2 separate regions of the Homo sapiens genome follow, and region 1 is linked to region 2. A link is an interaction called in ENCODE POLR2A ChIA-PET data of the cell type or tissue named here. Cell type or tissue: GM12878. All regions are shown on one strand. Links, peaks and the distances in the headings refer to the core of each region. The heading gives the core; the rest is flanking DNA.

The links. ChIA-PET counts read pairs that join two places held together with the same protein. Peaks named below come from ENCODE experiments on the same cell type or tissue, not always from the same donor. Only the 100,000 strongest peaks of a DNase experiment are listed, where the experiment ranks them.
Region 1: POLR2A ChIA-PET joins it to region 2 with 6 read pairs; 1 of 35 experiments calls an interaction of 5 or more read pairs at or near these places.

What each region holds. Positions count from the first base shown.
Region 1 is chr1:94,960,179-94,967,535 of GRCh38, forward strand. CNN3-DT (CNN3 divergent transcript) reads left to right here. Exons shown (of 3, transcript NR_168377.1): 3 at 2,801-3,092. Among named protein-coding and RNA genes, the nearest start is that of CNN3, 37 kb to the left of the region's middle. In GM12878, for the core only: no CTCF peak of the experiment used is centred there; a DNase peak (open chromatin) is centred at 2,833; H3K27ac peaks cover 799 bases.
Region 2 is chr1:94,717,078-94,724,434 of GRCh38, forward strand. All of the region lies in intron 2 of SLC44A3-AS1 (SLC44A3 antisense RNA 1), which reads right to left. Among named protein-coding and RNA genes, the nearest start is that of MIR378G, 25 kb to the right of the region's middle. RefSeq lists enhancers at 3,336-3,625, 6,176-6,677. In GM12878, for the core only: no CTCF peak of the experiment used is centred there; DNase peaks (open chromatin) are centred at 3,504 and 4,324; H3K4me3 peaks cover 392 bases.

The DNA.
Region 1 (7,357 bases), core at 1,130-5,129, 240 kb after region 2:
CACTGTCTATGGCCGGTAGAATGGGCTGGTTTTATAGATCCTCTACCTTGAAGGCCAATCTGCCTCTCTGATCTCTTTTTAAAAATCCCTTTTTCCTCTGAATTGTAATGGAATTACATAATCACTACTGAGGGGATCTGGGACAGGGACAAGAGGGGATAGGGAGATCTTCTCATTTGTGGGGGAGAGTGGGAGTGTCCGGCAGCCCAGGGGCCTGTGGGTCTGGTCTACTTCCTGAGAGTCCCTCCCTGATTCTAGAAGGAGGACAGGGCAGACATGGCATGAGGAGGAAGCCTGTTGACTTGTTGACTTGCAAAGAATCTTAGCAAGGTGCCAGAGTGAATGCACCCGGACACGGGGAAGCCCACCATGTGGACATAGCTTGGTTGCTGCATGTGTAACTAGAAAAAATACAGTTGTCTGTTGCCGGCTTCCTGCTTCTCCCTTTTTTCCCCATCACTTGTTCTTGAAGCTAGTGGGAGTTGGATTCTTCCTGTTTGACCGTGTTGGAGTGATATCCTAGCCTTCAGCTCTGTGGCCTGCAAGCCCCTCAGGCCTCTCTCATACCTTAAAGAGGAGAGATGGGGTCAGGAAGAGACTTCCTACTCTCACTATATAGTGCAGCTCTTGATTTATTTATCACATTGAAATGTTTGTTTGTTTGTTTGTTTATTTATTTCAGACAGAGTCTCACTCTGTCACCCAGGCTGAAGTGCAGTGGCGCCGTCTTGGCTCACTGCAACCTCCGCCTCCCGGGCTCAAGCAATTCTCCTGCCTCAGCCTCCAGAGTAACTGGGATCACAGGCCTGTGCCACCACGCCTGGCTAATTTTTCTTTTTTTTTTTTTTTTTTTTTTTTTTTTTTTTTTTTTTAGGGGAGACAGGATTTCACCATCTTGGCCATATGGTCTCAAACTCCTGGGCTCAAGCCATCTGCCTTCCTTGGCTTCACAAAGTGCTGGTTCACAGGAGTGAGCCACCACGCCTGGCCTGGATTGAAAACTTTAGACTGAGGTTTAGGTACTTTTGTTGGGTTCAACCTTCAGTAATTCCTCTAGGCTAGGGTTCAATCCCAGTAACCAAGCTCACCAGTCCTTGCTCCCAAATATAACTGCTACTTTTCTCTTTTTTTTTTCAAGCTGAACCTCAAAAAGTTAGCCTGGCGAGGGGAGGATGATGAGATTTCCCCTGTTGTCACATAAACAAGGAAGTAAAGGGGGCCCCTTGTGCTCTCAGAACTCCAAGCATGAAACGATGTGAGTCTAAGCATTTAAATCACTTATCTGGGATGAAGCATAAAAAGCTTGATTTTTTTTTTTTTAAACCAATTAGGTTTTAGCCTCCATGATACATTTTGGGGCCTGTGGTTATCACTGCAATTACACTTCAATTCATGCATTGGATACTTTGAAAAGGTTTAATAAACAATAAGAATATCAGCTGCCATTTATATTTATGCTTCTAGCACTGTCCCAGGGGCTTTAATATGGTACCTATAACCCTTCCAATTATTCTCATTTTAGAGTAGAGATAACTAAGACACAGGGAGGTGAAAAAAATAAGCAAACAAAAAAACCTGCCCAAGGACACACGACAGGTCAGAGGTTAAAAAAAAAAAATTAGCTGGGCGTGGTGGCGCACGCCTGTGATCTCAGCTACTCTAGAGGCTAAGGCAGGGTTCACACTCCCGGCTCTTGGTTTACCGAAGTTCTCATTTATTCCACTATCTCATAAGAAAAATGAAGCAAATCAAGTCACACTTTAAATCGACTGAGGAGATTTTGCTGTAGAAAGGAATCTGGTAAATCCCTTCATCAAGTAAATAATCCTTTGTGTGTAAATCTGGACTTATATAAAGTATATGTTTTTTGGCATGGTTAAGGTGAGCTACCATGTTCCTTTCCGGAAAGTAAAGATGATTTAAGGAATATGAAGGAGGCCTTTGTTCATTCCTTTGATGGATATTTATTCAGTGCTCCTCTGTGGGAATGCTAAGATGAGAAAAGCAGACGGTCCCTGTCTTCAGGGAGCATATCATTTTTCACTACCCCTTGTTATTGGGTTGCTAAAAAAGAGAATGTCTATTTTATTTGTGGAAGTAAGTCAGTAGTTTAAAAAACTTTTATTTTCTTTTCTGCTTATCGCAGTAATACATCTCATTAAAAAGTGTAAAAAAACCAAACATTATAAGAATGTATAATACAAAAAGTTAGTTTTCAGTATTGCCAGCCCCAAAGAAACAACCACGGTTATAGATGAAAATTTTAACCCTTAAAACTCTTTCTCCAGAGGAGAAACAGAGAATACCATCTAGTAATTTCCCTATCCTGGCTCCTGCAGTACCTTCAGGACTTGGAGATTTTTTTTTTTTTTTTTTTTTTTTTTTTTTACTGGGCGGCTCCTGACCTTGGGGAAAACAGAAACACAGCTGAAAGTAAATATGGAACAAAACTCTGGCCATGGGGCCTGAGAAAGGCTTTTTTCCACTGCCTTTTAAATGTATTTTCATGAAAAGACACCAAAGACATTTAAAGTTAGGATTGTTCTAGAAAATCCAGGATAGATAGCCACCAGATGTCTATGGGGAATCAGGGCACACCACAGTAAACACTCAATAGATATTTGCTGGAGGGAGGAATGAAGACTGTACTTATATTTAGAAAATTAAAACAACCCTGAAGTACATGCTGGATTTTACAGGTTTTCGATTTATCTCCTCCTCTTTTTTTTTTTTTTTCCCCATGCAGAGCAAAGGGAAAAACAGCTAAGTGTTTCCTGGCTGAATTTTATTTTGCTTTCAGTTTCTGCCATTTCAGTTCCTGTTATCGTGCTTTGAGGTGCACTGAACTGCAGCAAACCCAGGGGATCCAAGGCTACGTTGAAAAGCCTTTGACCACAGTGCAGGGAGCAGAAGACATTAATGACGTGATGTCGACACAGCCCGCACTCAGGATCCTCCAGGAAAAGAACACAGAGATAACCCCGGATCGATGGTACTTTTTGAAAATGCTTTATTGCAAAAGAGTGGCTAGGGTTTTACAAGGGCTATGAAGAAACATATTAAGGTTAATAAAGCTTTTTATTGAGTGTTTACTGAGTGTTACTATGTGCTTTACATCTATTAACTCATTTCATCTTCAAAACAACCCTATAAAGATGTTACAACTATAATCCTAACCTTACAAATGAAACAACTGAGGCACAGTGAAGTGCAGTGGCCTGCCCAGGTAAAAAGCAAGACAGAATTTGAACCCAGGCAGCCTGACCCCAGGGTCCAGGTATTAAACCATTCTGCTATAGTGCCTCTAAGATAACAGAGAAACTTGATGAATTACTGGGTTACTGAATTTTAGTTTACATAGGTTGTTTTTTTCCCCTTAAGAGTAGAACAAAACATACCTGAAGTATGGAAAATAACATTTATTTTATTTTATTTATTTATTTGAGATGGAGTCTTGCTCTGTCACCAGGCTGGAGTGCAATGGTGCGATCTAGGCTCACTGAAACCTCCGCCTCCCAGGTTCAAGCAATTCTCCTGCCTCAGCCTCCCGAGTAGCTGTGATTACCGGCATGCGCCACCACGCCCAGCTAATTTTTGTATTTTTAGTAAAGACAGGGTTTCACCATGTTGGCCAAGCTGGTCTCGAACTCCTGACCTCAGGTGATCCACCTGCCTCGGCCTCCCAAAGTGCTGGGATTACAGGCGTGAGCCACTGCGCCCAGCCAAAAATAACATTTAGAAAAGTTTTTAGCCTTGGAGCCCTGGAGGCAGAGGCCGCAGTGAGCGGTGATTACGCCTAGGCACTCCAGCCTAGGTGACAGAGCAAGACTCTGTCTCATAACAAATGACTTCCGATGGGACAGCCCAATGGGAGCTATAGAAAACCAATGGGAAGTAAAATTGGATGACTTATGCCCTTGACTGCAGGAATGCAATCACCGTGGGTAATGGGAGGATAAATACGAGAATGGAGGCAGGGATTTAAGCCCTGCCATCCATGTTTACTAGCTGCAATTAACCCTGGGAGTTTCTTAGCCTCCAGAGTGGGCTTCCCTCTGAGTTGTGGGTTGGCCCCAAAGATGCCAAAATTTATTCCAGTTATAAGTTATATTTTAACCAAATTTCTGGTCTCCATTTTTCCTTGGAGAATCACACAAGAAAGGAAATAAGACTGAGTTTCCCCAAAAATAAAATTATGTCATTTTTCTTTTCTTTTGAATTCCATTGATAAGCTAAGTGTAGAAAATAGTCCACTGCTAGTGTCAAACTTGTAGATGAGAAGCACAGCACATCAAACAAAAACCTCAAGGTGTAAGAGTCTTTTTTTTTTTAATCAAAATTATGCAAATAACACATGAGGCTGGACGTGGTGGCTAACGCCTGTAATCCCAGCACTTTGGGAGGCTGAGGCCGGGCAGATCATGAGGTCGGGAGTTTGAGACCAGCCTGACCAACATGGTGAAACCCAGTCTCTACTAAAAATACAAAAATTAGCCAGGCGTGGTGGTGCACACCTGTAATCTCAACTACTTGAGAGGCTGAGGCAGGAGAATCACTTGAACCCAGGAGGTGGAGGTTGCAGTGAGCTGAGACCGTGCCATTGCACTCCAGCCTGGGCAACAGAGGGAGACTCCGTCTCAAAGAAAAAAGAAAAAAGAAAAAAATAACAGATAATAACCTGATCAGGGAGAAAATTCAAATGTATAGAAACCCATGTTCAAAAAAGTTAGAGTTCTTCATTTCCTTAATTTTATCTCCTCCACGGGGTAAGTATAAATTTAAGTGAAGAAAATGATTTTAATAAAGTCAATTTAAAAAATTAGCTTCTGCTCTGAAAACCAGAATGACAAAATTTAGCCTTAGTTTGTGTTCTTGTTGTCATTTATTCATTGATAGGCGGTATCTCTTTAGCTCTCATGGTAGTCAAGCTGTTATCTGAGTTTCAGGTACTATAAATGTGCTTTAATTGTGTAGTTTTTTTTTTTTGTTTTTTTTTTTTTTAGAGACAGGGTCTCATTCTATTGCCCAGGCTGGAGTGCAGTGGCATGATCATAGCTCACTGCAGCCTTGAACTCCTGGGCTCAGGCTATCTTCCTTCCTCAGGTTCCAGGGTAGCTGAAACTACAGGTGCACACCACCACTCCTGGCTATTTTTTAAAATTTTTTGTAGAGATAGGGTCTCACTATGTCGTCCAGGGTGGTTTTGAATTCCTGGCCTCAAGTGATCCTCGCACTTCAGCCTCTCAAAGTGCTGGGATTTCAGATGCTACCATGCTCGGCCTGTGTATTCTTTAATAGATCTGCATGATAATTCAAAAGTCAATTGTTCTCTCTTTAGTGCTTTGGGTAAAATGCAGTGGAGTGGAAAGTCGGCCTAGGAGCTAGAATGCCTTAGTTTTAGTTAGGGCTTTTGTGACCAGCCACCTGTGTCTTGGAGTATCTTTGGTCCTGTGTCCTCACCTGCTAAAAATATAAGTGAGGTGTCCAGTTATAGACCTTCTATCTCTAAATTCTGTGTTTTCACATCCGAGGTTTTTTTTTTTTTGTTGTTGTTGTTGTTGTTTTGAGATGGCCTGGCCTGTTGCCCAGGCTGGAGTGCAGTGGCATGATCTCGTCTCACTGCAACCTCCACCTCCTGGGTTCAAGCGATTCTCCTGCCTCAGCCTCCTGAGTAGCTGGGATCACAGGCACACACCACCACACCCGGCTAATTTTTGTATTTTTAGTAGAGATGGGGTTCTACCGTGTTGGCTAGGCTGGTTTCGAACTCCTGGCCTCAGGTGATCTGCCCCCCTCGGCTTCCCAAAGTGCTGGGATTACAGGTGTGAGCCACCGCACCTGGCCTCACATCTGAGTTAGTAACTTCTGTTGGTGGTACTCAAAGAAGAAGAAAAATATCTAATTTATTTTTCTTTTGCTGACTGCAAGCAGAATTAGCTTATTTGTGCTTTGGCAAACTACTACTCCTATGGTTCTGTCTTTTGTTTCAACCCCATAATGGCTATTTTGTATCTCAAACTTATATTCACATGATTACATCTGATTTATTTTGCATGTCAGTCTAACCACTAAGCATATGTCATCACGTTACTTAATTTATAACAGAACATAAATTTGCTGTGTTGGCTCCTTTAGTTAAAATAGAATCTAGTAATTTACAGTCACCCACAAAGTAATTCACAGTGAAGAATACTAAATAACAATTAACAATGGCCAAGAGGCTCAGGAGAGAAAAAAATTCAAGGCAGATTTCTGTTAAAAAAAAAAAAAACCATTTTCTTAAAAAAAAAATCTACTATCTTGTTTTCTATCTTTTTTTCTGGCATTCCGCTGTCCACAGAGACAGGTTTTTGTTTTTTGTTTTGTTTTTTTATTTTTGAGACGGAGTCTCGCTCTGTCACCCAGGCTGGAGTGCAGTGGAGTGATCTCAGCTCACTGCAACCTCTGCCTCCCGGGTTCAAGCTATTCTCCTGCCTCAGCCTCCTGAGTAGCTGGGACTACAAGTGCGTGCCACCACACTCCGCTAATTTTTTTTTTTTTTTGTATTTTTAGTAGAGACGGGGTTTCACTGTGTTAGCCAGGATGGTCTCAGTTTCCTGACCTTGTGATCTGCCTGCCTCGGCCTCCCAAAGTGCTGGGATTACAGGCATGAGCCACCGCACCCGGCCACCAGAGACAGTTTTATACTCTTCATTTTTGGAAGAGCCCCTCTCTAAAAAGCCTCAGAATCTTTTAGTATCTTTCTGCAGGGGGAGAGGGGAAGGTATACAGAGAATCTAATGAAATCTATAGCTGTCTTCCAGAAAATACATAGATACACGTAAATCCCCAAAGTCATAGCCATTTCCATGGACTCCAGTTTAAGAATCCCTGGCTTAGAAGTTGGGGAAAACAAGATCCAAAAATGTTGGACATATGATTACTGACTATATTATACAGCAAACAATGGTATAAGCCAGAGCCTTAGTATTCCAAAATATTTAATATATAATTTGGATAGGGAGTAAATTAACTCCTATTTACAATCCAGTAAATTTATGAAAAATATCATGTTAACAGGTTTGGTTAAACAAATCTGGGTTTGAGACCACTGTGCCGCTCTCCAGAACAGTAGCAGAAAAATGTAAGGAAATCCTTCCATTGTTACTGACTCGTTTCCTTTTCAGAACTGGAATATACCTTTTAACATGCATTGCCTTATACTTAAATCTATACATTCAGCATTCTTATATAAGTCACGACTCTTTCTTTCTTTCTTTGTTTGCAATAGAAAAGTCCCTAAGAAAACAAGGATTCATGTGGTAGCCCTTGGATACTTTAATTATGTGACTAGACAATAGAGGGAACAACAAATTCA
Region 2 (7,357 bases), core at 1,691-5,690:
TATACAAACAATTCTTTTCCACTGATAGTTGAAAACTGAGCGTAGTTTTTTCCTGTCTGCTGGGTGGAAATAGATTGTGAAATGTTGTCTTGTGGTTTCTAAAGAGTAAGTAGAAAACTGCATTAAAAATGCAGCACTAATCCATGCGATGTGAGACCTGCCATCAGGAGCTAAACCACCAAGCCAAGGTCCCTCAGAAATTACCTGTGTGGCAGCCAGTTTCTCACATGCTAGCAGAGGAAAGTCTCTCAAATTGCCCTTTAATAAGCAAGAAGAAAAACTGTCTCCCAGATTGGCAGTATTTATTGTTTTTGCTATTACTATAAATATAATATCTGCTTGTAAAATCTCCAAAATATGAAGTAGAATGTGGAAGTCCCTAATAAGTCTAACTTGATCCAGTGACAATATGGTGATAAAACTGTTAGTGGTCTGATATATATATATACATTTTTTCACCTCTTTTGTAGAATAAAAGAATGAAAGGAAGGATGGATGAGCAGATGGATAAAATGCTTTACAATCTGCCTCTTTCACTTAATATATTGCGGACATCTTTCCTTGTAAAAACATAAATCTCTTGGGATTTGCTTTTTTTTCTTTTAACAATTGCATAATATTCCATCATATGGCTGCACCATGATTTTTTTTAACCAAACCAATACTGATGAAAGTTCAAATTATTTGCATTTTAACTATTTTGACAGTGTTGCAATTAATATATATATATATTTTGAGACAGACTTTCACTCTTGTTGTCCAGGCTGGGGTGCAATGGCGTGATCTCGGCTCACTGCAACCACCTCTGCCTCCCAAGTAGCTGGGATTACAGGCATCCACCACCATGCCCGGCTAATTTTGTTATTTTTCGTAGAGACAGCATTTCTCCATGTTGGTCAGGCTGGTCTCGAACTCCCGCCCTCAGGTGATCCGCCCGCCTTGGCCTCCCAAAGTGCTGGCATGAGCCACCGTGCCTGGCCTGCAATTAATATTCTTTTACATAAACGTGGTGTCTTTATCTGATTATTCCTGTAGGACAAATCTCTGCAAGTTCCAGGAATTGCTGGGTCAGAGATCAACCAAATTCTAAATTTGGAATTATTATTGCTTAATGGCCCTCAAAAGGGTCTACAAATTTACACTCTCACCAATGGTACATCAGAGTACCTGTTTCGCCACAACCTGCAGCTTTTATTGTTTACATGGGAGACAAGGAAGAATCCAATGTCTTTGGTCAATTTTTTCATAGGGAATTTGTCTTTTTCTTATTGGTTAATAAGAACAGATTGCTTATTAAGGACATTAATCCTTGGTAATATCAGGGAATATTTTCAGAACAAGCCATTTTAATGAAATAAATGCTCCTAATGGGAGAAAAGGTATAATATTGTGATGTAATAATTTCACATTCATATACAGAGAACCTCCTCAGCCCACCCTGTGCATAGCATGCATAGCAGATATGTGCTGCATAGAACACACATAGAAGATAGACAGATGAACCAAATTGATGATTGTTTAAAGAAAGAGATAAACTAATAAATAAATGCCATATAGTGCAAACTATTATAAGGGAGTTTCAGGCAAGGTTCAGTGCGGGACTAACAGGGGAACAGTCAGCTCTGGCCAGGAAGGGTGGGAAAGGCTCTGTATTTTTCCCTGGTGATCGTCTGTGGGTATCTTAGGTGGTTTGTCTTCTTGCTGATTTGTGAGAGGTTGTTCTGATGCACTAGAATGAGAAACAGCATGCTGAATTCTGTTGGGATGTTCTGAATTTGAGAATACGGTAGAGCGGGATGGTGGGAGGGATGGTAATTCCCATCAAACACCTTCACCTCTCCCATCCCCTGATCTTGTCAGATAATACACATCTCTAGAGGGGGAGTCCCATGAAACCCACGCATGGAGCCCAGTAGAGTGATAAGCAGGTGCAACCTGAAAATGAGGAGTGTAGGCTAAATCCCCAAAGCAATTGGCAGTCTTCGATGAGTTTTAAGTGGTGTTGGCGATGGGGGCTGCACTTCCTATTTGTGTCATAGAAGCCCTCTAGCTGCTTTGTGGAGGGGTTGTAGGAAAGCAACTCTGGAAGGCAGACCTATGTGAGGGCTGCTGGAGGACAAAGATGCTTGGGCCAGAACCAAGGTACCACACAGATTGGAAAGACATAGGGTGGGAACTGCTGACTGTTTGGACACCGGGGATGGTGAGCATGAGTGATGGTGCCATTCCCTGAGTTAGGAGGTGTAGAAGGAGAAGCAGGTTTGGGGAGTTTAGTGGAGAAGTAGGTACCTGTGGGGCTACTAGTGAAGATGCCCAGAGGGCAGCCACATACATGGATTCAGAACTTATAAGTCAGTTCTCAACTGGACCTTTGGAGGGAGAGTCAGCAGCCTGTTCCTGAACATTGAAACCTTGGAAATGGATGCTATTGCCCCTTGCAGGGTTAGGATGAGCAACAGGGCTGGCACAGAACCCTAGGGAACACCAACAGGGCAAGACAGAGGATGGAAGACCAAGACTACTGGGACAAACGCCAACTCTCTACAGGCTCTGAGATGCCACAAGAGTAAGGCAAAAACAACCTAAGACTCACTCTTTAGTTCATCTAGCAAACCCAAGCTGAAAATTTAAAATACACTCGAGATTTCAATGCTGGTTTAAACTGGCTAGAGTATGGAGTCCAGCAGTTCTTTTCCCTGGTATCATAGCTGCAAACCCATCCAAACTGTGCTCTGCTCCCAACCAGTTCTTTAGGATTGAAGGAATTCAGCTTCAGCATATGAGGCGTCTCTATCCCCTGATTCACAAAGTGACTTTTCCACAATCCCAACTAATTCTGTTTCCCTGAGCTGTGCTTCACCAATATACATCTTCTTCTTTCCCTGCAGCCCTGTGGAAAAAACGTTTCAACATAAGGAAGTGTATAATGTGGAGGAAAAAACCATCATGCCCTCTAAGGGTTCATGGTCTCATTGAAATGTGGCACATCCGCCAGCTTCCCAGGGCTCCCGGGCTGGGTGTTGGGGTGGACTGGGAGTCAGATGGTGATGATGTGCCCAAGTGCATCTGACTCTTGCCTAACAGAGGAGCAATTTTTAGCAAATGTTAAGGAGGATTTGCTCTCCCTTTAGGATGATCAATTTTTCCACTAGGCAAGACTCATTCAATTGCCTTTCCAGAACCCTTACACTCTAGTCTGAATCACACATTGGGAAATTAATAATTCACTATCTTGTGCCACCAGTCATGTCCTCAAGTGGATTCTAAATTCCTTGAGGAGCCAGAGGCCATGATGTTACTTCTCCTGGATCTCCCAAGTGCCCACAACTGGGCTACATCCATGGGAGACCCTTGATGAAGTGAAGTTGATCAGGGAATGCAGAGCACTCAGGCCCACATACCTCGGCCTTGGGGAGCATCTAGTGCAACCCCTTACAGATAGGGAAACTGAAAGCCACAGGGGTGCAGCAGCGTGTGCAGTCACACAGCCCATTGATGACAGAGCTGTTACACAAGGAAGTGAGGAGAAGCAGCAGGGTGACAGACCAAGAGTGTGGCCTTTGCCAGGCCTCCTTCACTTACTGGCCATGTGAGCGTGGGCTCCTTACCACACCTCCTCCACTTCCCCTGTTATAAAGCAGAAATCATACGTGAACTTCAGGCTGGGTGCAGTGGGTGGCCCATGCCTGTAATCCCAGCACCTTGGGAAGCCAAGGCAGGCAGATCGCTTGAGCCCAGGAGTTCAAGACCAGCGTGGGCAACACAGCAAAACCCCATCTCTCCAAAAAAATACAAAAATTAGCTGGGCGTGGTGGCATGCACCTGTAGTCCCAGCTACTCAGGAGGCTGAGGCAGGAGGACTATTGGAGCCCAGGGAGGTCAAGGCTGTAGAGGGCCGTGATCACACCACTGCACCCTAGCGGCAGAATGAGACCCTGTCTCAAAATAAAAGTGAACCTCAGCTGAGGGCATTATGAAGACCAAATGGGCAGACCCATAGAAAGCTCGTGGCACAAGGCCTAGAGTAGAATAAGTGTTCAATGAACATCAGCAAAAGGGAAATACATAACTCCAAAAGAAAAACACATAATTTCATTGAAGTGTTTGCCACCTCCAAGTATTTAGTATGAATTTATTAAATAACTTGACATTTTCAACTCAACTCTACTCATATAGAGAATGCAGCTGGGAGTCGGGCACTTTGAGTTTCCTAAGCGCAGGACTGTTCCTTTCCAAGCAAGAGGTCCACACGGCTCCGAACACTGTCTAGGCTGTACTCTAACATTATTGTCAGCACGATTGCCTGCAACAGTCAGGTCTAGCAGTCAGAGCTGGAAATACCCTGCTCAGATGAAGTAATGCAACCAGAGGGCAGAAGGGAGAAGTGGTCCCCACAGCACGGGGGAGGAAGCGGAGGGAGGGTTACAGGAAAAAGCTTTTCCTTTTCACAAACTGTCACTTTAACTAAAATGCAGTCTCATCTCAGCCTGTTGTAGATGCTTATTATACACTGTAAAATCATACTCACTGGAGGTGTATTCTAGCTCCCATCTTTCCTCCCAAAGCTATGCGATCTTGGGAGTTATGCAATTTTTCTGTGCTTAGTTTCATGGTTTGCCCTTCATTCTGCAAAATGGGGATAATAGTAACTTACGGTTAACCCCTGATTAATTACTGCATCAATTTAAAAAAACAATTCCTGTGAAAGATTTAGAACAGAGTGTCTAGCGTATAATAAGCATTCTATAAATATTAGTTGCTATTGTTTTTAAAATTGTCTATCCTATAGTTTTAATACAGCTGTAGAGTTATTATTTCAGGAGCAAAATCTTGATACCCTTTTCCACCTGGCTCAATTTAATCTGAATTCAATTAAAAATCAAAAGAGAATTGAATTTAGAGTTCTATTCATGAATACAAAAGGCTGGGAGGAAACACACCCCAAATGACACAGTGGATGTGGTAGAATAGGACTATGAACAGATTTTGTTCTTCCTTTTCACCTTCTGTATTTTCCATCAATTATTTGTATGATTAAAATCAATCATTTCAGACAAGAGGGACATCGTGAGCTGTGAGAAACATCTTCTATCTGTTGCTTTCTGTAGGCAGAGACAAAGGAAGGGGCTCCAGTTTGCCATTCTCTTAACCGAGAGGCTTCCTACCTCATCTAATGTGGAGATTCTACTGACCCGGGAAGCCTTCCCTCCTGTTACCTCAAGCCGGCCTCCTAGCCTTTTGCCTCCTCCCACCCACAGCCTGCCTGGTTGCAGGTTGGTGGGAAAGGAGGGGACAGGGGGCTGTACTCCCCAGAGGCCCTTCCACTCCTTGACTCAGGCCGGGTTCTGTCAGTTGCACTCTTCTGCTGAGATGTCCATCTTCTGTTTGTGCCACCTCTGCATCCTTGCCTCATTGCCCTGCCCACCATGACAGCCTTCTCTTTCCAGGACTTCAGCAACTGGTGCATCCTTCTTTCCCTTCCATAGTCATGGCTGCTTTCAACACACAGCTGTTGTCTGTCTGTTTGCTTATTTGATTGTTTTATAGTATGATTCCTTTAATAGAGTCCAAAAACTAGCAAACTAGACCATATTTATTGTGAGATGTATATGTAGGTGGCTTACTATAAAGAGCAGCAATTGTATCTATGGCACTGTTCATAGCACTTCATATACATTTTCCATATTTAATCTTTTAAACAACCTTATCAGCTTGTATCTTCTCATTATCCTTATATCACAGATGAAGAAACAGCACAGAGGGATGAAGTAGTTTGCTCAAGGATATATAGCTGGTGAGTAGAGGAACCAAGATGTGAATCAATGTCTTCTGGCTACAGATTCTGTGTCCTTCACCACTGTACCATGTTGCTTTGTAAAAAGCAGCATGGAAATAATTGTCCCAAAAGTCAGAATAGTAGGTAGCTTTAGGGGAGGCAAAGGATTGAAATCAGCAAAATATGTGGGAGAGATTCTGGGATGCTGGAAGTGGTCCCCATCTTGACCTACGTGGTGTTTACATAGGAATTCACTTTATGATTATTTGTTGAACCACATGTGTCTCTTATGTAATATACAGACGCTCTTTGACTTATGTTGGGTTCATCCAGACATAGCTCATCATAAGTTGAGGAGCCAATGCACATGGCTTTAGCACCATTGCAAAGTTGAAAAAGGAAAATCGTATGTCAAACCATCCTAAGTTGGGGACTGTCGGTATATTGTTGATGGGGTTGTGGGGGTACTGAGCACTAAACTCTGGAAGGCAAGTGGCTACACTACAGGTTTGACTTCTCAGGTCTACCTCGACCTGTTCATTCCATAAAACACTGGAGGCCCCTGCTTCATGTTCAGGACACTGGCACCAGCAAAGTTTTTGAGAAGAAACAGCTTCTGGACACTAGAGCAGCTGAAGTGCCTGAGGGGCCAGTGCCATTGAAATAAGTGTCCAGGCCTTCCTTATCCTGGGGCCTGGAGCCAGGGTGGGGTGGGGAGCTTCTTCTAAACTTTCTGTCCTATGGCTGAGGCCCCTGGGAAGTCTTCCAGAAAAATCTTCCAGGAAGACCTGGGCAAGGCACAGCCCAGGGCAGCAAGGCCGTAGTCATGCTGGAGCCAGAGGAAAAGGGCAGGGCCTCGCGTCTTCCGTGCTTGCATCCTGCCTGACCTGGGACCTCCCAGAATGCTGACCTCCATCTCTGCGCCATCTGAGACCCGCACAGGTGCAGCAGTCCTTGGATCTCTGCCTCCACAGAGCCCTAGCTCACTCCTCACTAAAAGGTGGTGAGGAGCCTTTGTCCACTGCTGCCCAGAATGAGGCTCTAGCTTCTTCACAAAGGGGTTCACAAGTAGTGAGGCCTGGGACTCCGGAGTCCAACCCTAATCCAGTCTGAGGCAGGCAGGACCCTGTGACATTATGTTCTTCTCACCGCATCTTGCACCTTACAGGGGGCCCCACAGTGTTGCAGGAGCAATGACTTGTGGCTTTGGGGAGGTCTTTGCTCTACTTCTGGACTCCGGCACTGGAGGCCTGATTCATATGCTGATGATGACACCAGAATTCCCCTTCCACTCCCTAACCAGGCTTGAAAGTCCAGCTTGCTTCCCAGCTCCCCGTCATGGCCTCATCCCTGCAGAGTCGGCACAGTCCACACTTCTCGCTGCCCATTCTGCTTGCTCTCCCTGGGCCAGCTACCCTTCTTTCAGTGCTGCTCATTCCAAATTGGCAGCTCACACCAGCCCCCTCTCCTGACTGCCAGATACCCTTCCTCTTCCTCCTCCTCGTGCTAATACTCAGTGTCTTAGTTTGTTTCGTGTTGCTGTAACAGAATACCACAGACTGGGTAATTTATTCATTTTAT